Regions from separate parts of the Homo sapiens genome. Here region 1 is linked to region 2. Evidence: chromatin loops called from intact Hi-C (ENCODE). Cell type or tissue: B cell. All regions are shown on one strand. Each heading gives the region's core, and the rest is flanking DNA. Links, peaks and the distances in the headings are about the cores only.

The links. Hi-C counts contacts between places; a loop is a spot of excess contacts. Peaks named below come from ENCODE experiments on the same cell type or tissue, not always from the same donor. Only the 100,000 strongest peaks of a DNase experiment are listed, where the experiment ranks them.
Region 1: a loop joins it to region 2, with 3 times the contacts of the local background. A loop is called at or near these places in 13 of 110 quality-filtered maps.

Annotation. Positions count from the first base shown.
Region 1 is chr7:87,790,867-87,806,676 of GRCh38, forward strand. The region is part of intron 8 of RUNDC3B (RUN domain containing 3B); the gene reads left to right. Among named protein-coding and RNA genes, the nearest start is that of SLC25A40, 78 kb to the right of the region's middle. In B cell, for the core only: a CTCF peak has its summit at 7,146 (motif pointing right); a DNase peak (open chromatin) is centred at 7,145.
Region 2 is chr7:87,496,946-87,512,755 of GRCh38, forward strand. ABCB1 (ATP binding cassette subfamily B member 1) reads right to left here. Exons shown (of 28, transcript NM_001348946.2): 26 at 12,330-12,536; 27 at 8,952-9,098; 28 at 6,072-7,504. The coding sequence ends at 7,298. Among named protein-coding and RNA genes, the nearest start is that of ABCB4, 29 kb to the left of the region's middle. In B cell, for the core only: CTCF peaks have their summits at 9,466 (motif pointing right) and 9,671; no DNase peak of the experiment used is centred there; H3K27ac peaks cover 1,297 bases.

The DNA of each region.
Region 1 (15,810 bases), core at 3,885-11,884, 290 kb after region 2:
TAAGTCATTCACCTTGAAGAGGAGGTAGACAGAGAGATTGGGTTAGAAAGTTTATTTAAAGGGATAATAACAGAGAACATCCCAAACCTGGAGAAAAATATCAGTATTCAAATACAGGAAGGTTATAGAACACCAGGCAGATTTAACCCAAAGAAGACTACCTTGAAGCATTTAATAAACTTGCAGAGGTCAAGGATAAAGAAAGGGTCCTAAAAGCAGCAAGAGAAAAGGAACAAATAACATCCAAAGAGCTCCAATATGTCTGGCAGCAGACTTCTCAGTGGAAATCTTACAGGTCCGAAGAGAGTGGCATCACATATTTAAAGTACTGAAAGAAAAAAAATTATCCTTAAATAGTATATCCAATGAAAATATCCTTCAAACATGAAGGAGAAATAGACTTTCCCAGACACACAAAAGCTGAGGGATTTCATCAACATCAGACCTGTCCTACCACAAATGCTGGAGGGAGATCTTCAATCTTCATGAAAAGGATGTTAATGAGTAAGAAGAAATTATCAGAAGGTATAAAACTCACTGGTAATAGCCACAGAAAAACAGACTATTATAGTACTATAACTGTGGTATGCAAACCACTCTTAAGTAAAAAGACTAAATGATGAACCAATAAAAAATAACTACAAGAATTTTTCAAGACATAGTACAGTAAGACATAAAGAGAAACAAAAATGTAAAAAGCAGGGGGATAAAGTTAAAGTGTAGAGTGTTTATTAGTTTTTGCTTGTGTGTGTGTGTGTTTATGTAATGAATGTCATCAGTTTAAAATAATGGGTTATAAGACAGAATTTGGAAGCCTGATGGTAACTACAAATTGAAAAACATAAAACAGATACACAAAAAATAAAATGCAAGAAATCAAACCATAACACCAGAGAAAATCACTTTCACAAAAAGGAATACAGGAATGATGGAAAGAAGAAAGAAAAGACCACAAAGCAACCAGAAAACAACAAAATGATAGGAGTAATCCCCTTCTTATAGATAACAACATTGAATGTAAAGAGACTAAACTCTCCAACGAAAAGACATAGAGTCACTTAATGGATGAAAAAGCAAGACCCAAAGATCTGTTATCTATAAGAAACACACTTTACCTATAAAGATACACACAGAATGAAAATTAAGGGATGGAAAGAGATAGTCCAAGCAAATGGAAACTGAAAAAAGATCAGGAGTAGCTATACTTATATCAGACAAAATAGACTCCAATCCAAACTATAAGAAGAGAGAAAGAAAGTCCTTAATGATAAAGGGACCAATTCAGTAGGGGGCTATAATATTTGTAAATATACATGCAGCCAACACTGGAGCACTCAGATATGTAAAGCAAATATTATTAGAGCTAAACAGAGAGATAGATCTGAATACAATAATAGCTGGAGACTTTAACACCCCACCTTCAGCATTGGACAGATCTTTCAGATACAAAATCAACAAAGAAACATTGGATGTAATCTGCACTATAGACCAAATGGATCTCATAGATATTTACAGAACATTTCATCCAATGGCTAGAGAATACATGTTCTTTTCCTTAGCACATGGATGATTCTCAAGGATACACCCTATGTTAAGTCACAAAACAAGTCTTAAAACATTCAAAAAAATTGAAATAATATCAAGCATCTTCTCTAACCACAATGGAATATAACTAGAAATCAATAATGAGAAATTTTTGCAAACTGTACAAACACATGGAAATTGATATACTCCTGAATGACCAGTGGGTCAGGAAGTAATTAAGAAGGAAATGAAAAAGTTTATTGAAACAAATGTTAATGGAAGCAGAACATATCAAAACCTATGGGATACACTGAAAGCAGTCCTACGAGGGAACTTCATACCTATAAGTTCCTATATCAAAAAAGAAGAAAAACTTCAAATAAATAACCTAATGATGCATCTTAAAGAACTAGAAAGGCAAAAGCAAGCCAAAATTGATGGAAGAAAAGAAATAATAAAGTGCAGAATAAATGAAATTGAAATGAAATGAAAACTATACAAAAGACTGATGAAAGAAAAAGTTGTTTTGAAAAGATAAACAAAATGGACAAACCCTTGCCGGACTAATGAAGAAAAAAGGGAGAAGACCCAAATAAATAAAATCAGAGATTAAAAAGAGAAGACATTACAACTGATTCTGCAGAAATTCAAAGGATCATTAGTGGCTACTATTAACAACTCTACGTCAATAAATTGGAAAATCTAGAGGAAATGGATAAATTCCTAGTCACTTACAACCTACCATTATTGAACCATGAAGAAATCCAAAACCTGAACAGATCAATAACTAGTAATGAGATTTAAACCATAATAAAAAGCATCATAGTAAGGAAAACCCAAGGACCCAATGGCTTCACTGCTAAATTCCACCAAACATTTAAAGAAGAAGTAATACCAATCCTACTCAACTAAAAATATAGAGGAGGAATGAATACTTCCAAATTCATTCTGTGATACCAGAACCAGACAAAGATATATCAAAAAAAGAAAACTACAGGCCAATGTCTCTGAAGAACATTGATGCAGAAATCCTCAAAAGTATACTAGCAAACCAAATTCAACAATACACTAAAAATATCATTCATCATGACCAAGTGGGATTTATCTCAGGGATATAAGGATGGTTCAACATATGCAAAGCAATCAGTGTGATACATCATATCAACAGAATGAAGGATTAAAAACCATATGATCATTTCAATCATTGCTGAAAAAGCATTTGATAACATTCAACATTCCTTCATGATTTAAAAAAACACTCAAAAAACTGAGTTTTTTTTGAGAAGGAACATACCTCAAAATAATAAAAGCTATATACAACATATCCACAGCTAGTATACTGAATGGGGAAAAAGTGAAAACCTTTCCTGTAAGATCTGGAGCACACATGAATATTTACTTCCACTGCTGTCATTCAGTAATAGTACTGGAAGTCCTAGCTAGAGCAATCAGAGAAGGGAAAGAAACAAAGGTCATCCAAGTTGGAAAGAAAAAGGTCCAATTATCCTTGTTTGCAGATGATATGATCTTATATTTGGAAAAACTAAAGACTCCACCAAAAAACTATTAAAACTGATAAACAAATTCAGTAAAGTTGCAGGATACAAAATCAACATACAAAAATTAGGAGCATTTCTATATGCCAACAATGAATTATCTAAAAATGAAATAAAGAAATGTAATCCCATTTACAATAGCCATAAATTAAATACCTAGGAATTACTCAAGGAAGTGAAAGTTCTCTACAATAAAAACTGTAAAACAGGCCAGACGCAGTGGCTCACGCCTGTAATCCCAGCACTTTGGGAGGCCGAGGTGGGCGGATCACAAGGTCAAGAGATCAAGATCATCCTGGCCAACATGGTAAAACCCCATCTCTACTAAAAATACAAAAATTAGCTGGGTGTGGTGGCACATGCCTGTAGTCCTAGCTATTCAGGAGGCTGAAGCAGGAGAATTGCTTGAACCCAGGAGGCGGAGGTTTCAGTGAGCTGAGATCATGCCACTGCACTCCAGCCTGATGACAGAGCCAGACTCTGTCTAAAAAACAAAACAGAACAAAAAAACCTGTAAAACACTAATGAAAGAAATTGAAGAGGACACCAAAAAATAGAAAGATATTCCATGTTCATGGATTAGGATAATCAATATTATTAAAATGTCCATTGTACCCAAAGAAATCTACAGATTCAATGCAATTCCTGTCAAAATACCAATGAGAGTCTTTATAGAAACAAAAAAAAAAAAAACCTAACATTTTTATGGAACCACAAAAAACCCAGAATAGCTAAAGCTATCTTGAACAAAAAGAACACTGAAAGAATCACATTACCTGACCAGATTATACTACAGAGCTATCATAACCAAAAAAGCATGGTATTGACATTAAAAAAGTGTAGACCAGTGGAATATAATAGACAACCAAGAAACAAATCCACATACCTACAGTGATCTATTTTTGACAAAGTTGCCAAATAAATACACTGGGGAAAAAGACAGTGTTTTCTATAAATAAACCAGATATCCGTATACTGAAGAATGAAACTAGACCTGTATCTCTCACCATATACAAAAATCAAATCAAAATCAGTCAAAGACTTAAATAACTAAGACCTCAAACTATGAAGCTACTACAGGAAAACTTTGAAGACACTTTCTAGGACATTGGTCTGGGCAAAAACTTCTTGAATAATAGTGTCCCACAAGCATAGGCAACCAAAGCAAAAATGGACAAATGAGATCACATCAAGTTAAAAAGCCTCTGCATAGCAAAGAAAACAATCAACAAAGTAAAGACACAACCCCACATAGTGGGAGAAAATATTTGCAAACTATCCATCTGACAAAGGATTAATAATCAGAATATAAGGAATTCAAACAACTCAATAGGAAAAAAATCAAATTATCTGATTAAAAAGTGGGCAAAAGATTTGAATTGATATTTCTCAAAAGAAGACAAACAAATGGCAAACAGGCATATGAAAAGGTGCTCAACATCACTGATCATCAGAGAAATGCAGATCAAAATTACAATGAGATATCATCTCACCCCAGTTAAAATGGCTTCTATCCAAAAGATAGGCAATAACAAATGCTGGCAAAGATGTGGAGTAAACTAAACCCTTGTACACTGTTGGTGGGAATGTAAATTAGTACAACCACTATGAAGAACAGTTTGGAGGTTCCTCAAGAAATTAAAAATAATGGCTGGGCATGGTGGCTCAAGCCTGTAATCCCAACACTTTAGGAGTCCAAGGCAAGTGGATCACCTGAGGTCAGGAGTTTGAGACCAGCCTGGCCAACACGGGGAAACCCCGTCTCTACTAAAAATACAAAAAAAAAAAAAAAAATAGCCAGGCATGGTGGCGGACGCCTGTAGTCCCAGCTACTCGGGAGGCTGAGGTAGGGAGAATTGCTTGAACTTGGGAGGTAGAGGTTGCAGTGAGCCAAGATCATGCCACTGCACTCCAGCCTGAGCGTCAAGAGTGAGACTTTGTCTACAAAACACTAAATAAATAAAAATAAATAATGTTACCCCATATGATCCAGCAATCCCACCCCTTGGTATATACCCAAAAGAAAGGCAATCAGTATATTGAAGAAATATCTACACTCCCAAGTTTTTGCATCATAATTTACAATAGCCAAGATTTGGAAGCAACCTAAGTGCCCATACACAGATGAATGGATAAAGAAAATGTGGTACTTATACATAATGGAGTACTATTCAGCCATAAAGAAGAATGAGATCCTGTTATTTGCAACAACTTGGGTGGAATTGGAGGTCACTGTGTTAAGTGAAATAAGCCAGGAAGAGAAAGAAAAATATTCCATGTTATCACATATTTTTGGTATATAAAAATCAAAACAATTGAACTAATGGACATAGGGAGTAGGAAGATGTTTATCAGAGCCTGGGAAGAGTAGTGAGGGGGGTTGGGGATGGAAGTAGGGATGGTTAATGGGTACAATAAAAATAATTAGAATGAATAAGACCTAGTATTTGATAGTACAACAGATTATAGTCAATAATAATCTTATTTTATATTTAAAAATAACTAAAAGTAAAATCGGATTGCTGGTAACATAAAGGATAAAAGTTTAAGGGGATGGCCCTACTCTTCATGATGTGATTATTACACAATGTGTGCTTGTATCAAAATGTCTCATGTACGACATAAAAACATAACATCTACTCTGTACCAACAAAAACTTTAAAAAGAAAGAAATTCTGGAGGCCAGAAGGCAGTGGGCAAATTTTTCAATGTGCTAAAAGAAAAAAACTGTCAACCATGTTTCATATAGCCAGCAAAACTGCCCTTCAAAAATAAGAGAGACGTTAAGGTGTTCCCGGATAAATATAAGCTGAAGACATTCATTACTACTAGACCTGCCTTGCAAGAGGGAGTCCTGCAAGGTAAAATTAAAGAACACCAGACAGTAATTTAAAGCTGTATGAAGAAATAAATGTATCAGTAAGGATATACCATGGATAATTATAAAATCTTGTAGTATTGTGACAATGGTTCGTAACTCAACTTTTGTTTTCTCTTAAGAGACTAATACATTTAATGAAAACAATTATTAGTCTAAAAGCTAATTTGGTTTGTAACCACATTTTGTTTTCTACATAATTTATGGGACTAATGTGTTTAAAAGTAATATTAGTTTATGTTTGGGGGCACAAAGTGTATAAAGATGTAATTTTGTGACAGTAACGGAAAAGTTTGGGGACATAGCTGTAAAGGAGCAGAGTTTAAAGAATATAAAATATGAATAACTTTATATATAGACTGCATCATAAAATAATATCCTGAATAGATTTGGTTAAATAAGTACATTATTAAAATTTCTGTTTCTCTTTAATGTGGGTACTAGAAAATTAAACTTTTAAAGTCGTTTCTGATGGGTTTCTGGGTGTTTCTGATGGGCAGTCAGGGCTGAGAACTGCTGCTCTATGGGGCTGGGTTAAATTTAAGTTTAAATTTTTTTAGCAGGAGTATTTTATAGATGATGCTGTGGACTTCACATTGTATCATATTTGAAGCACACTGGTTGTCCCACTTTTAGTGATTATAAGATCAGGCAGTGGATTCAGGTGGTGGCAGCCTAGTTTCTCCTATGGAAAAGTTCCTGTCAGCCTTTCACTTAATGGCTTAATTGGGTGAGCATTGCCTAAAGCAGTTGATTAATTAGGGTTTGTAATGGGTGATTTCCCAGCTGTTAGTCATTTCATACTTATTGTCTGGAATTAACTATAAAGAAGAACTTTCCCTCGTCAGTTAGGGTTTTTTGGTGGTTGCCCTGAAATTCAGTTCTTATGGAATATTGTTAAGTTTTAGAGTAAGACACTGATGTCCTACCTCTTTTTAATAGTTTCTAATGACATGATGATTTTTGTTTCTTATTTTTCCTCCTTTTATTATTTTGAACTCGTTACAGTTAGAATTCTTTTGCGATGCGAATTAACTTACATAAGATTTATAAATAAAGGGATGATGTCAATGTAGCAAGGAAATCCCTTGATTCATAGGTTAATGTGTCTCAACAAGTGACAGCAGCTGAATCAAAATACACGAATACAGTCAAATACTACAAGCCACCAACAGATGGCATTCTCTCATTGTACATTATCACCTTGCATTCCACTGGTTTCATTTAACTAAGAGTTGGAGGTGCTTGCTCTCTATTTACTCCATCTTTGTGCATTTTTCCCTTGCCTTCATGGCAAGCCTCAACCCCAGCATCCTCAACCCTTCCTTACTCTTCTGTCAAAGGCTTTCAGTTTGTTGTTGTTAAAATCCAGATTTATTGCAATATTTCTTTTCTATATAGGAATTTAACAAACCTTTTAAATTGAGTTTGTAATTTTATTAGGATTGTTATTGTTTTCCTCTGTGTTCTAGTTAGAAAGATGATTAGGTTTTGAATTGTCATCTTCTGATCCTGACCTCCCCATAGGTCACCCATTTTCTGTATGATATTACAAAACACTTCTTGTTTGTTTTGTTTGTTCCTGCATTATAGTAGAAATGTTTTTATTGTGCTTCTATCACTTACATTTCTTTTTATTTTTGATGCTCAAATTGCCCCATTTTTGTCTAACTGAGGCTCCTTCATGTTGAATCTTGTGTCCTTCTAATATGAACCATTTGTTTTTGATAACTCTTACTTTCTAGCACAAGATATCTCAAGCTCATCTTGTATATTTAGTGCCCCACACCTGCATCATTCACTCCTCTAAGGAGCCAGGGTTTATTTTACATTTTAAAATGGGGCAAATAATGAGTCACTTGATTTTTTTTAAGTTCTAAATTACTCATTAATGTCTCTTTCTTCTTAAAGGATAGTGTCAAGTTCTAAAGTGCAGCCAGGGTTGAAAACCATTGCCACTTTCAGAGACTTGTTTAGATTTAGGTTTAACTTTTTGGGCAAGAATATTTCATTGGTAAATAGGTAAATAGCATAATTTTTGGACATCTGTCTCCTTTTAAGGTTGCTTCTTTCAGTATGTTTTCTTTAAAGGGAAATAATTGTAAAGTTATATAAAGTAAATCTTTATCCCATGACTATGTCTAAAGTTAAAAAAGAAAATAACACGAATGAAGAACATTGTAATATTAATTATGAAGAAGTTAGGATATTCACAAGCCATATACATGTTTTCCAATTCCAGGAAGCTTTAAATGAATAAAGAAGAAGAAATTCTCATTACTCCTCTTGGTATTAAATTGCTTTTGTAACTTCTCTGATATTGTTTTATTAACAGATATTTATTGAGAAAGTATGGTGAGTCAGGCCCAGTTCTAGGCGCTGGTGATTCAAGAATGAATTAAACATATAGTTCCTACCCTTATAGAGTTTATGTTGAGTAGAGGGCAAGGACCAACAATAAACAGATAGCATCTGTCAGATACCTCTTCCAAAGTAGTAAAGAGAAGCTGGAGGTAGGCAGTTCTGTTTTCCTGCTTTTCCTAAGGGAGTCAGGGGTTAGAGTATATGTAACACCTTTATCTTTGGTGACTTTCCCTTTCTTTGACCTTCAGTAATTGCTACCTAGGTATTCTTTCCATTAACATAAAATTCTATATTACTATAGTTATTTTCATGAAGATTGATAGCCTATGATTTTCTCAGTGTGCCGTGTCACAAATAGTACTGGAGCACATTTAAGTACTCACAACCAATACTGGAGTACATCTTAAGAATTACACAAGGCCAGGCGCGGTGGTTCATGCCTGTAATCGCAGCACTTTGGGAGGCTGAGGTGGGTGGATCACGAGGTCAAGAGATCAAGACCATCCTGGCCAACATGTTGAAAGCCCGTCTCTACTAAAAGTACAAAAATTAGCTGGGCATGGTGGCGTGTGCCTGTAGTCCCAGCTACTCAGGAGGCTGAGGCAAGAGATCACTTGAACCTGGAAGGCGGAGGTTGCAGTGAGCCAAGATCGTGCCACTGCACTCCAGCCTGGGTGACAGAGCGAGACTCCGTCTCAAAAAAAAAAAAAAAAAAAAAGAATCACTCAAATCAGACAGTAAGTGGTAAGTGGAAAATTACAACAATTTGCTATATTGCTGATGCTAGTAATTTTTCTAGCATCAGAATTGCTCACTCACACTTTCAAAACTTTCCTCATAGCCCAAGGGCTTTAAATATATTATCTTATCAAAATTAAAAATTACTTCAAGTCATGGACCTTTGGAGTTGCATTGGAATATTTGGAACCACAGATGTTACATCCTTAGATTTCAGGGGTTAGATCCTTATAAATGTCCAACAGCTGAAAGTATAACCACATCATGAGCATTGGCACAGCATCTGGGGTGAGGAAGAAGCAAAGTAGAGGGGAGAGGATAACCTTCAAGCCTGGAGCCACAAGAAAAAGAATCAAATAAATGAACAAGAGAATAACTTTGAATTGGCGAAGTATTACTATCAAAGTCTAGAATATGGATTTCTAGATCTTTTAGAAGACCTCGTACCACATTTTCTTTGTTCACTCACTACTGATGGGCACTTATGTTTATTCCATAACTTGGCTGTTGTGAATAGTGCTACAGTGGACATAATTGTGCAGAATCTCTTCAACATACTGATTTCAAATCATTCAGGTACCCAGAAGTGGGATGGCTGGATCATATGGTAATTCTATTTTCAGTTTTTTGAGGAACCACCATGCAGTTTTCCATAATGAATGTACTAATTTACATTCCCACCAACAGTGTAGAAACATCCTCATTTCTCCACTCATCTTTTCTTTTCTTTTTTTTTTTTTTTTGAGACAGGGCCTCTGTCATCCAGGCTGGAGTGCAGTGGCACAATCACAGCTCACTGCAGCCTTGACCTCCAGGCTTAAGTGATCCTACCACCTCAGCCTTTCAAGTAGCTAGGACTACAAGCATGTACCACCTTGCTCAGCTAATTTTTAAAACTTTTTTGTATAGATAGGTTCTCACTGTGTTGTCCAGGCTGGTCTTGAACTTCTGGGCTCAAGTGATCCTCCCAAAGTTCTGAGATTACAGGTGTGAGCCACTGTACCCAGCCAAAATTCATTTATGTTTTATGTACACCTTATACACATAAGTCTGAAGATAATTTATACAATATTTTTTATAATTTTGTGCATGATACAAAATTTTGAGTGTGTTTTAATTGCAACACTTCACATGAGGTCAGGTGTGGAATTTTTCACTGTGGTGTCACTTTGCTTCTGAGAAAGTTGTGGATTCTGGAGCATTTTGGATTTTCAAATTAGGAATGCTCAAGTTGTATATACATTATAGAGGTAGCACAGTAATGATGATCCAGGGAAACCATCACTAAGAAGTTGATATTTGAGCAGGGTTTTTCAGGAGTTCCCCACGTGACCAAGGAATAGAAAGAAAGAAAGGGTATTCTGGGTACAGAGAATAGCACATACAGAAACATGGATGCAAAACATCATGTGAGGAAGACCAGTGAGGTAAAATTTTAAGTCAAGTACTATTTGAAGCAAATCGTTTTTCTGGGAAAACTGAAATAACTTTTATTGGGACTGTTCCATTTTTTACCTGGGATGAGCCTCTATTTAAAAATTAATATTCCGATTGGGCGTGGTGGCTCACAACTGTAATCTCAACACTTTGGGTGGCTGAGGTGGGTGGATCACTTGAGACCAGAAGTTTGAGACCAGCCTGGCCAACATGGTGAAACCCTGTCTCTAGTAAAAATACAAAAAGAAAAAAAAAATTAGCTGGGCGTTGTGGCACATACCTGTAGTCCCAGCTACTTGGGAGGCTGAGGCAGGAGAATTGCTTGAACCCAGGAGGCGGAGGTTGCACTGAACTGAGATTGTGCCACTGCACTCCTGGGCGAAAGAGCAAGACTGTTTCAAAAAAAATTAATATTTCTGTAAAACACCCTTCATTATTAGAGGAGAGAGGTAAATATACCCTTCTTGATGGCTCAAAGTCATGTGATAAATCTTCACAAATTGAATTTTAGCAAATTACATAATGAACAAGTGAGATATAGAAAGCTGTTTTTGAAAGAGACAGTAAATAACTGCATTTTTGCTGAATTTTTTTCAAAAACAATGAGAAAATAATTTCCTCCTGAAACGATATAAAGCGTCCATAGTGAAAAGTCCTTGGTGTTTATAATTAATCCAGAGTCTTATTGTATTGCATTATATTGTATTGCATTGTATTGCTCTGTACTTAGTCAAGATAAACTAATAGACCGGCTGCAGTGGCTCACACCTGTAATCCCAGCACTTTGGGAGGCCAAGGTTGGCGGATCACTTGAGCCCAGGAGTTTGAGACCAGCCTAGACAACAGGGCAAAACCTGGGTCTCTATAAAAGATGCAAAACTTAGCTGGTCATGGTGGTTGCATGCTTGTAGTCCCAGCTACTGGGAGGCTGAGAGGTGGAAGGATCACTTGAGACTCAGAGATTGAGGCTGCAACGAGCCATGATTGTGCTACTGCACTCCAGCCTGGGCGACAGAGCAACCCTGTCTCAAAAAAAATAAAAGATAAATTAAAAATAATCATATGAGTCTTATGAGGGAGGGAAAGTGGGTAAATGGACACAAAAAAAATTAGAAAGAATAAGACCTAGTGTTTGCTAGCACAACAGAGTGACTATAGTCAAAAGTAATTTAATTATACATTTAAAAATAACCAAAAGAGTATTATCAGATTGTTTGTAACACAAAGGTTAAATGCTTGAGGTGATGGATTCCCCATTTACCCTGGTATGATTATTACATGCCTCTGTCAAAATATCTCATGTAACTCATAAATATACACACCTATTATGTACCCACAAAAATTAAAAATACAAATTAAGGCAAGGCATAGTGGCTCACGCCTGTAATCCCAGCACTTTAGGAGGCCTAGGTAGGCGCTCCACCTGAGCCCAGGAGTTTGAGACCAGCCTGGGCAACATAGGGAGACCCCGCCTCAGCAAAGAGTGATGGTGCACACCTGTGGTCCCAGCTATTGGGAGATGGAGGTGGGAGGATCACTTGACCCTGGGAATTTGAGTTTGCAGAGAGCCATGATCGTATCACTGCACTTCACCCTGGGTGACAGATTGAGACCCTACTCAAAATAAATAATGAATAAAATAAAATAAAAATGTTTAAAAAACATAAGAAAAATTATAAATCTAAAAAGAATAAAGCATCAGTGGCAAAATACATATTTATACATAGTTATGAATTATATATTTAGAAGATATAGGAACTTTTCAGGGGTTAGCTAGGTTCCACAGAATAAATTGTATTTATTGACTTTTTCTGTCATTCCCAGAAGGACTTGCTTAAGATGTGGAACTATTTTTCCTTTGAAAAATAAAACAGCTCTTTGAACCTTAACTGAAAACTATAGTTTTGTTTCTAACAATTTTGCAGGAGAGCTAGACTCCATTTTTCAGTTGAGAAGTTTTGGGTTTATAAATCCACAGTATTTTGAATTTACATATATCCATCAAATACACATTCAGGTCAAAAAATTGAGGATATATTTATAGATCACATGAAATAGCCAATTGATAAACTGACACATACGTCAACATAATTACATATAAGAAACAAAATTTTACTTTCAAATGACAGATTTTTATCTGCAGAGTAAAAGATCTTTATGCAAAAGCAAGATAGAGGAGATTCCTCAAGGATCTAGAAGCCTATTAGAAGCGGTAGAGTATAATAAGGAAGGAGAATTTAAATTGTACTTTCTATACTCCCTCTTCTATGAGGATGTTTCTCATGAAAACTACAACAATCACAAAGACTTTTAGATGATTGCTTCTTCACGTATTTTAAGTGTGTCCTCCACTGCCTACCTAATACATTTACTTGATATTCGTTGTGAATATATTTTTTTCGATTGTCATGAAAATGCTGTCCGTGAATATTTTGCAGATTTAATCTAAATTTTTAGTTTAAAACTTTACTTTTTGTTATGAGGTGGTATATGGGAAATCAGCAAGAATCCATATAAGGCCTCAAGCTGGAAAAGTTTTCATTTAGTGGTCATGTGAATTATATGTTGAGGAGATTCAGCAATATGTCCAATATTATGATAACCATTTACAGTGAATAAATATGAAACAAAGCTACCGTTCCCAAGTAGCTTATAATCAAAGTAGAAGATCCATAAAACATTAAAATATTTAAATAATTGATTATTAAACTGTATGAGACTCACCACAAAGCAATACAAGTTGTATCATTGTGAACAGAAGTAGTCTGAAGATCTTTTCGAATGAGGTAGAAAACCAAAAGAACCTTGGAAGATGGATGGAATTTGGATCTTTTGAATAATAATAGGGATATAGTTAATGCTGGGAGAGCAAACACAAGGAGATGATACTTTCAGTGTATAAGTAAACTTGAGTTTTAAATATTTTTCCCTAATAGAGTAGCCTTGCAACTTGCTGTCTCAGTAGCTGTATTTAAGCTTTACAAGTGTCAGAACCTGCCTCATAGTTAGGCTTGACTGGATTATATGTAGCTTAAAATCCATATAAAGAGATCCTTTCTTTAATGGTTTTGAGTCATTGCAGTAATAAAATTAAATTATGTTATTTTGAGAAGCCAAATTCCTAAATAATTCCTATTGAGAATCTAAAGAGAAATTATCTATCTAGAAATTTAGAGGTAGATACCACGGGGAAGTTCTGAAAATTAGCTGTGATAATTCTACTCTTGCTACTTTCATAATAAATTAAACAGTTTTCCTTCAGTGTACCTTCTATAGAATCATTGTCTTAATGAGGGAATGAGAAATTGACTTATAGATAAGTGATAAATAGAATCTATCACATATAAAATAATTCAGTTTTTAGATAGCAGACTAATTTCAGCATTGGTTAGCATTTTAATTAAAGTCAAATGTCACATATTTTAACCTTTATCACTGATTTAATACCATTAAATAATAGCAATTATTGAGTAACTTAAGTTGAAACCATTTTTAAGCTTGGCCAATTAAGAAAAATATCATTATTCTTCATATTAACATTAATTGGATTACCTTTGAGTAGGTTTTGATATTAACTGGGTATATTTCACTTGTTCTAGGGTAAGTGGTAGGATTCTTTGGTTGCAAACAACCACAATCAATTCTTGTGCACAAATAGAATTCATTATAAAGAGATCAGCAGCTCACAGAATGGATAGAAAGACTGGATAAATAGGCTTAGAAAGAAGGAGACTGAGCTACCCCAGAGGGCTGGAAGCAGGAACTGCAGTAATGTCTCTTTGCTGGTACATTCTGTTCAGGGACCCACCACTAAAGTGAATAAACTGCTCTGTTTATTTATTACTCTAAACAGACTCTAGTCAAGATTCAAAAATACAAGGATGAGGTTCTCAACTTAACTTAATTCACTTGCCTGTCCCATAGTGTACTTGAGTGATGAAAGAAAAGGCCTTACACAAGGATTCTCCAGGAACCTTTCCTCTTCATAGTGGCAGAGCAAGTGCCAGGATTTGTTGTCTCCACATTCCTCACAAAAGATGGGAAATAGATGCTGTGTGGGAGGAAAACTACACCTATTCCATTAGCTGAGATCTTTTATCTCCTGTTTCAGAGGACCAGGCAGCTGCTCATAGAAAACATCATTAGGATTTCTAAGGACAAAGGTCTAAAGACAGTACCTTAATTTGTCATTAGGCAAAAATCTCCGTGGACAATAGTTATATAAAAACTGTTGTGGAACTTCAGTTCTCTTTTCCATTTAATGAGGTATAAAACTTTTCACTTTCCAGAAAGAATATATTCTAAATTGGAGGTTGTTAATTACTATTATTAACTGTGTTCTACCAGTGCCATTTCCTCACAGATGCACCTTTGCTTTTCTCACATTCTGCCTGAATATTTCCTGTAAGCCAATTATGACATTGAAATTGAGTTTTCCAGTAATGTTCACTAGATTCCCTCAAGAAATGGAATATATGATAGAGAAAAACCTAAGAGAATCCAAAATAATGGTGGTTTATCATAATAGATTCTCTGGCCAATAATTCCTATTTTTGTTTTGCATGATTTTCCTGTCAGTCTTAAAATTTTCCCAGCCACTCTCTTTGTAAAGCTTTACTGTTTTCATTTTTGAAAAAATGTTTAAGTACTTTAAAAGTCCTTTTAAAAATTTCTTTTCCACTGAAATGAAATTGTGGCCACTAGGCTAAAATCATATCTTACTAGGATACATTCTCACTAACTTTGGCCTATTTTAGTATTCCATCCTGAGACAGAATCTAGTGTTTACATCAGATAATGTTTCCTTGTGGACATAGTGGAACAAGTATTTTTCAGTGCACACAGATACCCCATAAAATCAGAAATATCCATCTGTAGCCTGTTAGAGACATATGAAATATAGTTACTCCATTAGTATCATTGTAAACAGCCAGGGGTGGCATGCAGGCTGATTTTCTTTAGTGCAGTATTGTGCTGCCCTTACCTCACTGACTCACCTCTCTGTTACCCACAACAGGACTTTTATCTGTGGAAGTTAGTGGCAGGCACATATTACTTCTCTGCTTCTGAATTGATGGCTCAGAACATTGGCACACTAAAGCCATGGACTCCTGTTGGAGGATGCAGGTTACCTAAATGGTACTTTAAGGCCTTTTATAGGTAGAGTAAGACCTTTGCTTTTAAATTCTTTTTTAACCATCAACTTAAATGTTGAATTAATCCTGTGACAATGATCAGTTGGTTTTTGAAGTCTGAAATTTTGGCAGAAAGCAAATTCTTTTCTAAGTTGATATTAGGAAGTAACAGTTCTAT
Region 2 (15,810 bases), core at 4,916-12,915:
ATTGTCTTGATGTAACACAGTTTTTCATCTATTTACCTTCCAAAGGACATCTTCGTTGCCCTGGAATATTTTTTAGCCCTTAAACCACTCTCCAGAGAGGTAACTGCTCTTTTCTTGGTCCCCACTACCACACCCCACCATCTTGCATCATGGCATCAATGCACATTACTAAACTTATGTCCTGTCTCCTAAGCTGTAAGCTCCTTGTCTAATCATTGTGCTCCCAATATCTAGGCCAGTAGGCACTTAAAATAATTGCTACATGGATAAATACAAAAATTCCTTTTCATGCAAGAGAAGTGGTAGCTTTGAAGAGCAAGAAAAATATGAAATGAAGGCAATCAGCTTTTTTTTTTGCTTATATCTTAAGTATTGGGTATTGTCTTAAATACTTCATTACAGTATTTAGTGCTCAACTAATTCAATGAGGTAGACATTGAAATTCCATTTTTTCCAATGCAGAAATAGGGGCTTAAAAAAAGTAAGTAACTTGCCCAAGAAGCCACACATTTTAGCAAACTGGCAGCCAGAACAGAAGCCCAGGTTTCTCTGACTGGAGAGCCTAGGAGCTTGGCTATACACCAAGCATAATCATACTCTTACACAGCGTCTTGTGTAGAGAAGGAAATCATTTAAATTTAGCCACCCAGTTGAGAAAGCGAAAACTGGGTTTCAACTCAAAGGTCACTTTTCCTTTTGACCCAAACTGACTCTTTTGAAAGAGCCCAGGTAAAAATATTTCATCATATATCTTTGCCCTTGCACATATCTGTAAGCATTCCTGCTTTTCTCTTTGCTATTCTGATTTCTCCAAACTGCAAGGGCAGAGGTCTTTCATCTCAGTGTCGGAAGTTCCAGCTGGGACAAAGGACTACAGTTGCAGGAAGTGCTCCCTGAAAATCTTGTGTTTAATCTTTGTTTTTTCCCAAGAGCAACAAATCTCTTATTTTTTTTCATTTAACAAATATTTTTATTGAAGACTTTTGATATGCCAAGTATTGATAGAGGTATTGATGTATACAATGATAAACCAGGTGCCCACCATGATATTGCAGCTAAGAGGGATTTTTTTGAAGATCAAGAGAGTTAAGGTCACTGAAAGTCCTTGATAGGCTCTGGAACTAGGAGGGTTATTACTTGTTCTGGTTATGAATTGGCTTAAAACAAATGGTTTTTATGATATCTTCTAGTTGTATAGATTGACTGGGCTCTGCTGAGGGTTCTCATCTCATGAGGTTGCGGTCAGATGCTTATTGGGTCCATCTTGGGGGCTGGCACTTGATGCTGGCAGTGGGCTAGGTCAGGTTACATAGTCACCCCATGTAACATGGGCTTTTCATAGAATAGTGACTGGATTCTGACAGTGCAGGATCATCACAGTTCAGGATCTGGTCCTTGGCTTAAAATACCCTGAAACCTATTTTGTCAAGCAGGGGTCTCAGAGGGAGACCCTGGAGATGGTGGGCACAGGACAGGAGCAGCAGAACCTTCACCAGGAGGATCCCCCCTGGTCCTGTGACCCATGCGTCCAGCTCGGGGCCCTCAGGTGGGGGCTGCAAAGAAGCTGGTTGTCCCTTGAAAGCTGGAGCAAGTGAGCAGGTACACTTGGACCTGAGGCTGTGGTTTTTCCCCAGGCTGAAGTGGATCTTGAGGTGGCAAGGAATGGAACAGCCTGGCGCCCTGGGAGAGTGGAGGGTGACTTTGAACTGGGCATCAGCAGATGTATGCCCAGCAGCCACTTGCTTTTCCATTACATGTGAATCAGCAGGGCCAAGTTCACCCTTGGAAAGAAGTTGTAAAAATCGGTTGATGCCTTTGAAGGCCTTTGTTTTGGAGGCTTCTTTGAAGGGTCTTGCATCCAGTTCTGACCTTGGAGCAAGTGTTAAGTGGCCTCGAGGAATGTCACTGAGGCTCCTTTTGGAACAGATTCAGGAAGAAAACGCTGTCTTGAAAAGTGCTCTCTTCTCTTTGTGCAGGGGAGATTCAATAAATATCTCTGTTGTATAACATTCCTTGTATTATGTAACTCTTAAAACTTTTACAAATGACTTTCATATACATCATCTGATTGTTCAGACTTAAAGGGTGTCAGACATCTGCTGTTGATGGCTGTGCTTTTTGAACAAGGGTAGTGAAGTAAAAACTCCCTCCCTTCCTGCCCACCCCCTGTTATGTCTCTTCCTCCATGTCTTACCCCTCCCCCTCCTCCCATCGCTAGGCTTGTTCTTTACTTCTTCTTTCTGGGAGGTGAGGTGAGAAGGGGGCTCCTACATAGCATCCTGTGTACCTGTCACCCAACTTTCTTCCATGATGACATGTAGTGACTGTAGTTCAAAATCAAATCCAGAACACTGAAATTGGTACAATACTGTTACTGTACTACTACAACTTTCATATATATATATTTTCTTTTCTAAAATTAAGAGCACACAATTTGCATAAGTCTTTTCTCTTTTATTCTGTATAGTGGGTAAGGCTCAGTCCTCAGGTGTTACTGTAATGATGGGCTTCCCTATTTTTCATGTACAATTACATGGCTTTAGATAGGAATCTTCTTTATATATTTTATATTAACAAAAGCCTTTTTAGATATTAATTTGTGATAAAATGAAACTGACCCAGAAAAAGTACACACTTTTTCACACACACAAAAAAAATTGGCAAAAGAACAGACACTTATTGAGCCTCTGCTATATGCCAAGGACTTTGCCAAACACCGGAACACAGTGACGCAAAGACAGTCCTCTCTCAAAGGGTTCACACATCAGAGCATGAGCCTTAAGCTGAGATATAAGAAAAACGCATTTCTAAAAAAGACCTCTTATTGAGACCTGGGGACAAATGGCTGCATTATGTGTCAGGAAAGAGACTGAAGCACATTTTGTCCCAACATCAGGAGTTGATTCTGGTGAACCAAACAGAAGAACCACCATTGTTAAAGTTGGGTATAACTGGATAATCTGGGGTGGAACTAAGAAAATAAAGAAGCCTGGGCTAGAAAAGGATTGAACTCAAACAAGTCGCACATGCTGGGATCCATCTGTGTTTTGCCTATATCTTGAGGGCCACACCTCAAACATCTATTACTTTGATATCATCTTCAAGCCATACAAACAAATCCTCCTCCTTCTAAAGAGTTCCTCATCTCCCTCACTGTCACAGTATTTCCCAGCTGGCCTCTATTCTCCCTCCCTCTCTTACTAGGCTGTGAGTGTTTCTCATAGCTACCTGTTCTCTGCTTTTACCAGCCCAACTCAGAGCCACATTACCCTCGTCGCTTGCATGTTTTCTCTTAAATAAAAGCATCTTATTTAGCTTCATTGATTTGAGGCATGTATTAGTTTCCTGAGACTACTGTGACAAATTACCACAAGCATGGTGGGTTAAAACAACAGAAGATTCTCCTCTCCTAGTTCTGGAAGCCAGAAATCCAAAATCCAGCAGGACTACAATTCCTTCATGGACTCCAGGGGATAATCCATTTTTTTGTCTCTTCCAGCTTTTGGTGGCTGCTGGCATTTCTTGACATGTGGCTGCATCACTCCGATTTCTGCTCCCATGATCACATCACCTCCTCTTCTTCTGTGTCAAACCTTCTTGTGCCTCACTTTTATAAGGACACTGGACCTTGGATTTAGGGCCCACCAGAATAATCCAGGATGATCTCCTCAAGATCTTTATATCTGTAAAGACCTTTTCTACAAGTAAAGTCACATTCATAGTTTTTGAGGATTAGGATCGGAGATGCCTTTTTGGAGGCCACCATTCAACTCACTGCAGGGCTTTTCCTGTCCAATCCCTCTGAGTGGGTATCAGTATTTTCACCACATTATGCTCCTATTCAGAGTCATCAATGGTTTTTCATTTTCTCTCTCTTCAAATCTGAATTACTCTGCCTGGCATTCTAGGCTTACCACAATTTGGCCCCACCTAAATTTGGTACCCCACCAACATCCCATAATTTACTTCACCAGACATTTAGTAGTGTCTACTATGCCTAAGACACTGTTTCTAGGCTTTTGGGGACACCAAGATAAATACAGTGTCACCCAGCCTTCACAGAGCGTGTGGCCCTGCTGAGGAGACAAATTTACACAGCTGACTATGAAACACAACACAACAAACAACACAGTCCCTTCCCACCAGGCAGCCTCTGCACTATGCACACTCCCGCTACTCTGCTGCATTCATCCATTCTCACACTGCTATGAAGACCAACACTTGGTCATTTATAAAGAAAAGAGGTTTAATTGACTCACAATTCCACAGGCTGTACAGCAGGCGTGGGTGGGGAGGCCTCAGGAAGCTTATAATCATGGCAGAAGGGTGAAGGGGAAGCAAGAACATCTTCCCATGGTGGCAGGAGAGAGAGAGAGGGAAGCAGGAAGTGCTACACACTTTTAAACAATCAGATCTTGCGAGAACTCACTCACTATCATGAGAACTTGCTGTTCTGCTGCCACAATCCAATCGCCTCCCACCATGTCCATTCCCCAACGCTGGGGATTACAATTCAACATGAGATTTGGGTGGAGGCACAAGAGCCAAACCATATCACATGCTTTTAACTATTATCCATGATGTGTGACACAGTTTGGTACTTAATCACATAGTCCTACAGCTTCACTACTGTAATCACCTTTTGTGTCACTCAAGAAAATGTTTCTTAAACATAAGAACTTCTGCTTCTCTTACTTTTTACCAGAGTTATTATAGGAGTGTTACAAATAATGGTGTACATGTCTTTGTGTGAGACTTTGCTTGTACTAAAATCATTTGTTGCATCTGAGATCACTGGTTGAATGTGGTAATTGACCCTGTGAGGTAAATTTGGAGAAAATAAATGGTGTGAAAAAGAGCACCCCCTCTCTGACAGCCTTTAATGCTAAAGGGGCAGCAATATACTCAAGCAGAAAAAGCTGGAGGCCCTGGGAGGGGCTCCACCTCCATGCAACTCCAGCCAGGGCAAAACAGTGAATAGGGAAACATGGTTCAGAGAGAGCCAGCGAGTGTCACCAACTACAGCAACTAGACTGTGCAAACGACAGTAAAAAATACTTTTATTTTTCTTTTTATAGACATCTAAGAATTTTTATCCCAGCTACTCAGGGGGCTGAGGCAGGAGAATCGCTTGAACCCAGAGGTGGAGGTTGCAGTGAGCTGAGATCACCACTGCACTCTAGTCTAGCCTGGTCAACAGAGCAAGACTCCGCTTCAGAAAAAAAAAAAAAAAGAAAGTGTCCTTACAGCAGACATACAAAGAGTTGAGGGAAAAATCTTTAAGAAGTCAAACCAAGTGACATGGTTTTATGCTTCTATTCACATAAATTTATCGAAATTTCCTAAACTAAGCACACTTTTTAAAGCCTTAAAATTTTAAAACAAAAGCTGAAAACTTAGGAGATAAAATTGTTTCTAATTCTGGTTTATTTTGGATTGTCTCTCAGAAGTTTAAATATATATATAGTATATATAATTATATATATTATATATATTATATATATAATATATATTATATATATAATTATATATAATTTTATATTATATAATTATATATATTATATATATAATTATATATATAAAATTATATATAATTATATATATATAAAATTATATATAATTATATATATATAAAATTATATATAATTATATATAGACTGTATCTATAGTTACAGATACATAAATATAGATAGATAACTATAGATACATAAATATAGATTTATATTATATATATAATATTTAAAAAGCCACCATATTGTTCAAGCCATTTGGCAACCATTTTTTCTTTATACAAATTATATTTTGTAATATTCTTCAACATAATTTTCTAATGATTATATGGTATTCCATTTTGTGAATGCACCAAAACTTAATGTATAATTTCTTACTGTTAAATATTTAGATCTTTCCAATTTTCAATATTATAAGTAATGCTACTAAAAGTATCCTTTTACATATCTCTTAAATCCTTATAATTACAATTGCTGTCTTGAAGGATATACATTTACATTTTTTACTTACATTATCAAATAACAAAGAAGTTTATATCAATGACCAATTCAACTAATAAGGAATGTCACATTAGATTTTTTTATTCATCATTAAATTACAAGGCAAAAAAATGATATTTTGTTTTAATTTGCATTTATTTGATTGTTGAAACTGTATACATTTTTCTCATGCATTTCTTCTTTGAGAATTACCTGATTATATCCTTTCCTATTTTTTTTTCCTGGAGGTGATGGCTTCTTTTTTTTATTTTTAGAAGTTGCTTATTTAAGATAGCAATTGTTTATAGTAAATATAGTTTATAATGTTAATAATGCTTTTTGGCTAATTTAAAAAAATTTGTCGTCCAGAGTCCCAACCTTTGGAATATATTTTTTTCTTTTTTTATCATGTTTGTATCAAGATGTAGTTAAACTCATGGCACATTTTAAACATCTGTAAGTCAGAAGGATCACTTTTGGAAGAGGCCAATTACTGGCAAAAGTGATTCATTATCAAGACAAAAAGTAAATGTACTTTGGAAGTGTAAAAATCTTAAAAAATCCTTAAAGAACCCTTTATAAAAGCAATGCAAAGTATTTACTATACATCTGAATAATATGCACTTCATAATTGTGCCTCACCCCACCTCCTAAAATCTTATATCGATCTGTGTTTTGGGTTTGAGAGCCACCTTAATGTGGAAATGCAAGAATCAGCAGGATCAAGTCCAAGAAGAATGAAGCCAGATGGTTCTGTAAGACCCAATGTGAATAGACATATACAACAGGAATTATTTAAACTGCTTAACCATTCCCACAAAAATGAGTAGGTATATTTAAAGAAAACTTTTTTAAAGCAGAAGTTATCTACAATATTCCAATTGAGAGAAGATATATTCACAGGCAGTTTGGACAAGATGACTCCAGTCACATGAAAGTTTAGTTTTATTATAGACACTTTATGCAAACATTTCAATACTTTTTGCTACTTCTATAATCTTTTAGCAAGGCAGTCAGTTACAGTCCAAATGGGAAAATATAAACAAAATTACACATTTTATCTTTTAAAATCTACTTTAATTCTGTTATAAAATTTATAATGCAGTTTAAACTATGATTTCTCTCCACTTGATGATGTCTCTCACTCTGTTCCTTTAATTACGAAGTCTCTGAAGACTCTGAACTTGACTGAGGAAATGTTAAACAGATACCTCTTCATAATTCTGTAAGTGTTTGCTTTTAACTTTGAATAAATGTCATATCTAAACAAATATTAAAAAGTATTTAACATCTCATACAGTCAGAGTTCACTGGCGCTTTGTTCCAGCCTGGACACTGACCATTGAAAAATAGATGCCTTTCTGTGCCAGCAGCTGCTGATGCGTGCCATGCTCCTTGACTCTGCCATTCTGAAACACCACTATTAAGTCTGCATTCTGGATGGTGGACAGGCGGTGAGCAATCACAATGCAGGTGCGGCCTTCTCTGGCTTTGTCCAGGGCTTCTTGGACAACCTATTCCATAATCACATAGATTAATTCTCATAATAGTTCTTTTCCCTAATTCCTCTTCCATAAAAAGCTCCACAGTAGGACGGGCATGGTGGCTCACGCCTGTAATCCCAGCACTTTGGGAGGCCAAGGCGGGCAGATCACAAGGTCAGATTGAGACCATCCTGGCTAACACGGTGAAACCCCATCTCTATCAAAAATACAAAAAATTAGCTGGGCTTGGTGGTGGGTGCCTGTAGTCCCAGCTAGTCGGGAGGCTGAGGCAGGAGAATGGTGTGAACCCGGGAGGCAGAGCTTGCAGGGAGCCAAGATTGCGCCACTGCACTCCAGCCTGGGCGACAGAGCGAGACTCCATCTCAAAGAAAAAAAAAAAAAAAAGCTCCACAACAATACAACAATAGATCCTTCTTAACAAGGTGTCAGTGAAATAGAACAGGTTTTTGAAAACAAAGGATTTGTCATATCAGATGACTGAACCCTAATTTGGGTTAGTTCCGAGGCAGCAGTTATCTATCCCTAACTTTTTTTTTTTATTTGAAACAGGGCCTCACTCTGTCACCAGGGTGGAGTGTAGTGGTACAATCATGGCTTACTGCAGCCTCAACCTCCTGGGCTCAAGCGATTCTTCCACCTCAGCCTTCTGAGTAGCTGGGACTACAAGTTCCCACCACCATGCCTAGCTAATTATTTTATTTTTTGTAGAGACAATGTCTCTCTGTGTTACCCAGGCTGGTCTCAAAAATCCTGGGCTCAAGTGATCCTCCCACCTCAGCCTTCCAAAGTGTTGGGGTTACAGGTGTGAGCCACGGCAGTAGGTGCCGGCCAGCAGTCATCTACTCTTAAAGTTAAGGCAGTAAATACAGTTCACTGACTCATTTAAAAACATTTACTAATGTGTTTACCTTAGTTTCAAGGATGTTACAACATCCTTGAAAACAGACCTCAAATCCAGCTCACAGTAAATTCAAGAAGCCTGAGCAAAGGCCAAATACAGACTCCCGAATTTTTTTATTGTAGAGAATACCTCATACTGAGTTCGTCTTTCAGATAATCTGAATTTTTAACGTTTTCTCTGACTAGAAATGATTGCTAATATTTATCTTAAAAGGTACAGCCAGATTTTAACACTGTCTTACACTACCACTTTTCCTTATGGTTGCTGAAGAGATGCTGCCAGTAGAAGTAGGAAATATGGTTCCTGAAAGCAGCTTCTTAGGTCAACGCAAACTGATCTAGTGATGGTTTGTGAAGCATATGTGCTCTAAGACTAATCTGCCTTGTGTCATCTTTACTCTCCTGAATAACAGCTACAGAAAGTGTTTACATTTTACTGAAAGGTGATGTAAGTAACTGTCAATAATCTGGCTGCATTTTGTTCTTTACTATGGAGAATACAGCATTTTTAAGGATGACTGATTCAAGTATGGATGAACCCAATTTAAATTCTTACCTTTTCACTTTCTGTATCCAGAGCTGACGTGGCTTCATCCAAAAGCAAAATATGAGGCTGTCTAACAAGGGCACGAGCTATGGCAATGCGTTGTTTCTGGCCACCAGAGAGCTGAGTTCCTTTGTCTCCTACTTTAGTGCTATATTTCTGTAAATAAGGTTTTGTTGTTATGAAAGTAGAACTGAAAGTAAAGTTCTAACAGCTTGCTTATAGAAAGTAGGATAGACGATTCTATATACTCCAAAAATTTAGGTTCAGAAGCTAAGAATGGTTCATGAATAATTAAGGAAAGAACAGTAAAAAAGCCCAAAATGGCAGGTTTACTATCTATTTGAAAATAAATGTTTGGGCCTTAAGATGATATGTTTTAGTGTAAACAGGTCAGCATTTTAATGAAGAAGAATATTGTTGCAATGTTAGTATCTTCCATCTTCTGATTTCATTATATTTGGGACAAAGATTGGCAGGAGAAAGGAAATTTGATTTGAACAAAGTATTCATAATAAAATAATTGAAGCTCATCTTACTTGTAACCAGCAGGTGACACTCTCTGCATGATTTTAAATTGAGGAAAGACATTCTTGGGATATCAGCCTTTTAGTGTCTGTTTTTATGAAAGTATCTCCAACACTTAAACAATTTTAATGGATGCTATCAAAATGGATTCCATTTTGATATCTAACTTTGAAAATGAACATCTCCTTTTTAAACATTTTTGTTGTTAGAGTGCTCCCAAAATTCTTCCCGTGTTGTTTCCCACAATGGATAATTGTCACCAACTATTCACTATGATGATAGGGACAGCAGTTAAAGGTTACTCAGGAGAGAGCAGAAACAGGATGTGACTGCACTTGTAACCTAGAAAACAATACTATCTTATTATTTCCAGGCTGAAATTTTAGTACAGGGTTGCCTATTTTTATTTGCTATATCTGGCAACCCTAGTTTTGTGGCACTCAGCCCTGGGTTTCCCCCTGTAAATAGAGGGAGAAGACGCCAGATGAGGTTTTGGCAGATGCTTGGGACTGGCTCTACCCCAGAGCTGTGGCTGTCTCAGAAGGCAGGAGCACTGAAGTGTATCTCATGTGAGTGGAGGGTTTACTAGTTGCACTCTTGATATAGTACTGATCCTGTTGAGGCAGATAAAGGCAGTGCGGCAGTCTTACAAGGAGGTAGCTAAACCAGCCACCTACAGGGTGAGGTAAATCCTAGTATTAATCACTTAGGAGAAGTGGATCCTTAGGTAATAGGACTTAGGGGTTTTACCTTTTCTCTCCTGGTCTAGACACTGAGGAAGAGAATTATGGTGTCTACAGGTGTGTTCTGTGTGACAGATTAGAGACCAGGATTTGTCCTGTGGTAGACAAATGCCAGAGAGGCAAAGTATATTTAAAAAGATAGATAATAGTTACTCTCTGTGTTTGTGTTTTATTAACCCCTAGCCCAGTGGTTCCCCAATTTGAGCCTGCAACAGTATTACCTGGGCTCTTAAAACGTGGATTGCTGGATCTGCAGTCCTAACAGGTTCCCAGGTGATGCTGATCCGTGTCTATACTTGAGAACCACTATCCTCTCATCAGTAAAGGGGATTGGAGCTTTCTGTTTTAAATGTTTGAGCCTGGAGAAGGGTCAATTATCTAGTTGGGCTAGACTGTGAAAGGAGAGTGGGAGACAAGGCCACCTCCCTGGGACTTAATGAGATTGGTGTCAGCAGTTATCCAAAGAAGAGCCTATGGAAGAAGGGAATCTTGGGAAAGAGAGCCACCTGGTGTTGCTTGCCTGCCTCGTGAGGAAACTGTCTTCCCCGCCGGGTTGAGGCTCCTGAGCTTTGTTTTAGGGGGCACTTCCTTAGAATAAAGAGCATAACTGGTGATAATGGGTGAGGTAGATTACCTAGGTTGAGAAGCACTTCAAAATATAGGACCTAACTTTTGCAGCAACATGGATGCAGCTGGAGGCCATTATCCCAAGCAAAGTAATGCAGGAACAGAAAGCCAAATACTGCATGTTCTCACTTATAAGTGGCAGCTAAACATCAGGTACTCATAGATGAAAAGTGGCAACAATAGAAACTGAGGACTATTAGTGTAGGGAGGGAAGGGGGGTAAGTGTTGAAAAACTACCTATTGGGTTCTGTGCTCAGTACCTAGGTGACAGGATCATTTGTACCCTGAAACCTCAGCATCATGCAATATACCCAGGTATAATAAACCTGTACATGTACCCCCTAAGTCTAAAATAAAGGTTGGAAAAAATCTAATTTTGGACTTTTAATACAGGTTGAGCATCCATAATCCAAAAAATTCAAAATCTGAAATTCTGAAACTTTTTGAGCACCAACATGATGCCACAAGTGGAAAATTTCACACATGATCTCATGTGACAGGTCACAGTCAAAACACAGTCAAAACTTTGTTTCATGCTCAAAGTTATTAAAAATTTGTATAAAATTGCCTTCTGGCTATGTGTATAAGGTATACATGAAATATAAGTGAATTATGTATATGCAAATATTCCAAAATCCAAAACACTTCTGGTCCCAAGTATTTTGGACAAGGAATAGTCAACTTGTATTCCAAAACAAAACAAAACACAAAAACTAATACACAGGACCTAAGAGGGCTTGAGAGAGGATGAGAGGTTCCATTTATCCAACTTCCTAGGAGGAATTCAGAGGACACCCATAGGACCACAGCCCAGGGAGCCCTAGAAAAGATTTCAACCATTCACTGTAAACAAAGTTTGGGGCCCATGAAATGTATGACGATGAGAGATTACATGATACCATGGTCACTTTAATGGTTCAACCCTTATTCAGAGAGAGCACTCTTTCTGGCATGGGTTCAGCCCTCTGGACTGGACTGACTCCACAGTGAGTTTTGAGGCTTGGGAGAGAGCTGCAAGGAGGAAGAAGGAAGAGAAATAGGGGAGAGACATGGGGAGAGACAGTCATGCCTACTTCCTCAGCAGGCCAGAAGCAGCATGTGCAGGTGGGGACCCAGACTCTGTACTTGGACTTAAAGTGAAAGGCTTTCCAGATATTGTACTTACCCCTAAGGCTGACAAAGGTGGAGCCTCAAGCCTATAGCTTTGGATCAAGACAATTGTTCCAGTTCTCCTATCCCAGAAATGTTCCTCTCTCCTAAACCTGAAGTGGTCGAACACTTTCATCCCTTCCTCACAAGGAGGGTCAGGTGATCAGGTAAAGGTAACAACTAACCCAAACAGGAAGTGTGGCCAGATGCTTGTATACAGGTAAGGGTGTGATTTGGTTGCTAATTTCTCTTCACTTCTGGGAGACCAGCCCCTTATAAATCAAACTATAGGCCAGAGAGGCTGCCACATGCTCCCAGGCTGTTTATTTGAAGAGAGACTTACATTAGGCAGTGACTCGATGAAGGCATGTATGTTGGCCTCCTTTGCTGCCCTCACAATCTCTTCCTGTGACACCACCCGGCTGTTGTCTCCATAGGCAATGTTCTCAGCAATGCTGCAGTCAAACAGGATGGGCTCCTGGGACACGATGCCCAGGTGTGCTCGGAGCCACTGAACATTCAGTCGCTTTATTTCTTTGCCATCAAGCAGCTGAAAACAAGAGTTCACAGATCAACTTCAGGACCAGCACACTTTGAATGTAGCACAATTAACATCATTATTTCTTACACTGAAACTGCCAAGTTACTGTGAGATTAAGGAAAAGTTTGTGTGATTAAAATTTGGATAGTGAAGGTTAACCCAACAAGGTCATAATTGTATGCCTTGAGGAACTGTCATGTTTCCTGTGTTTCAACCATGGTTTCTGATGTATGCATGTGGTAGGCAGAATAATGTTCCCTCTCCCACAAGACATCTGTGTCCTAATCCCTGGATCCTGTGAATGTGTTATGTTACATGGCAAAAAGAAACTAAAGTAGTAGATGTAAGGTTGCTAATCAGCTGACTGTAAAATAAGATTATCCTGAATTATCTTGGTGAAACTAATGTAATCATAAGGGCTCTTAACTGAAGAAGAAGGAGGGAGAAGAGTATCAGCAAATGCAGTGTGAGAAAGACTCAACCAGCCACTGCTGGTTTTGAAAATGGAGGAAGGGGCCACAAGCAAGAAAACAGATCATCCTTTGGAGCCTCTAGAAGGAACACAGCCCTCCTGACACTTGATATGAGCCCACTGAGACCTATTTTAGACTTCTGACCTCCAGAAGTGTAAAGTCATAAATTGGTGTTGTTTTAAGCCACTGAATTTGTGGCAAGTGGTTATAGCAGCCACACTAATACAACGCCTAATACTTCTGAGATGTATCCTGACAGCCTTATTCTTAAATCTCCATTTTTCAGAGAAACAGTGCCCAGGATTAGCATGGAAATAAATAACAACTATGACCACATAATAGCTTTGCAGGTCAGGAACTACAGGGGATGGATAGGTGAACAGGGGTAGGAAAGGGTGAATGGAGATCCTCAATACTGAGCCAGATGAGTAGGAACAGAGGGCTGCCCTTTCTCTATAATCTGGCTCCCTGGATTATCCTGCAGAAGACTGGGGAGGGCACCTTACAGCCTTGCTGATAACAAGCCCTACTCTGATGCAAATATGTCTATCAGATAGGTCTGCTTTGCAAGATAATTTTCTGGCATTCAAGTGAGAGAGCTGTTCATCCCTTCTGAAGAAGGCACCAGTGACTCAGCTTTGAGCTTTTCTAATAGTAGTGACTAGTGCGTGCTGAGCCATATACTCTCTGTATCCCATGTGCCTGGCTGGGTGGCTCAAGGGGACAGCTGCCTAGCAGTAGAGTACAATCTTTGCTACAGGAACATGGCTTCTGCTTGTGACACTGGCAGGTGCAGGGATGGAAGCTCTCCCATAACCTTATTAGTTCCAAGCTGAGTTGCCATGGAGACTATTCCACACATGTATGCTCCAGGCTTCCTTACAATGTTAATAAATGAAGGTGGAAAGTAGAGGGTGGAGAGAGACAGTGAAAGCCAAACAAGGATGTGGCTAAGCAGCAGATCTTGTTAGATAAAACACTGTACTTGAGAAGTGGAAATTTAAGGAAAGGAGGAGTTTGGTTTTTGCTTTTGTTTTTGTTGTAATTTTCCAGGTTTATACCCCTGGGAGGAAAACAGACACTGCCTAACTAATATAATCACAGGCAAATCTGAATGATCTCAGCAAGTTATAATGAGTTTCTTCATTACACTGAATACACTCTTGGGCCTCCTCGTCCCCGCATAATACCCTAGAATTGCAAACTATTTAAAACCTGTGTTGACTGAAGAATTCTTTCTTTAAGTAAAACAAGTTTAGATGCCTAGAATGTAAAACAGATCAAAGAAGCAGAGCTTCTTTGGCTGAGGAATGGTGTTGGTCTGAGGAAAGACCAAGGAACTCTGGGGAATCTATGAGAAGTGCTCAAAAAATCCTGGCCTAAATAAAAATATAACTAGGAAAGTAAACCTATTGGTAAGAAATAATGAAAGGCCAGATTAAAATGATTGGCTATCTCTATTGTAGACTGTTAAGTCTATTGCTTGCTTTCATTAGCGCAAAAATGTAAATGTTAAATGTGTATTCTTCTATGCATATTTACTGTGAAATAATAATTGATTTTTAAAAATCAAGCACTGACAACGTTGTAGGTTCTGTGATAAGCATGTCTCATACAGTCTCTTGTTTAACCTTCATAGCAACACTTATAAGGTCACTGTGATGTTAATTCCCATTTTACTGATAAGGAAATGAGCAAAGTTAAGTAACTTATACAAGGTCACACAATTAGTAATTGGGGGAAAACCAAGACTGGATCTAAACACTCTAGGTTGGGTTTTGGTAACACTAATACCTCACAACTGAAAGATATTTTGTGTCCCCCCTTGAAAGGGGAATGCCCCCATCTTGGCTCAGGCACTTCTTGGGTTATAACCAGACAATGACAAGCAGCTTCTAATTGTATCCCAAAGGGGGTTCTGACTGTTGTATATGGGAGAGACTGGAAAGGGGAGAAAGGAAAGGTAAGGGGAAGACTCAAAGCAGGGGTGATTTAACAGTGACACTGATGAAGGTTAAGCTTCAAGAGCCCTCAATTACATGTAAATTCTGGGAAGTCGAACAGTTTTCTGGGTGGGAGGGAGGCAAGGCTGTAGTCAGGAAGCTCTTCCCTGTAAGTATTGATGATAAATTACCTAAAAATGAAAAGGGACCAGAATCTTTAAGCTTCCAGTATTTGGTTATGATTTTTTTTTCATTTGAAGTAAATATCCACCTTTGTATCTAATTTTGCATTAAAAAAAAAATTTTTTTTTTTTACTTTAAGTTGAATCCCTACAATTGTATAACCTTCAGGTCCCTCAAAACTTGGAGGATCCTCCCATCTTCACAATTTCATAGCTTAATTATTCAAGACTCTCCACAATTTAACCTAAATCTTTCTTCAAATTTACCAGTTCAGTGGCTCTCGAATGATGGTTGGCATCAGAATCACCTCGGAATATTATAAAAATAAAAGGCCAAACCCTAGCCTACTTGAATAATCCAGGCCGGCTGTGTTTTTTACTAGCTCTTGAGGCCATTCTAATATTCACCGAAGCTTTAGAACCACCATTTCAGGTCAATGTTTTTCAACATGGGATTCAAGGTCCACTGATGGTCACGAGAATTTCCTGACTTCAGGGGGTCCTTAGGGTCCAATCCTTTCTTTAATTCTTATGCTCAAATCCACAGACTCATTTTTACATGGCAATAAAAACTAATTAGTAGTAATCCACTGAGTTATTCAGGGCTACTCATTGATGTCCATAAACAAAACTTTGTACATTTACTAGAGTTTATTGTGGACACTTTCTGCTGAGAAGTCTGGCT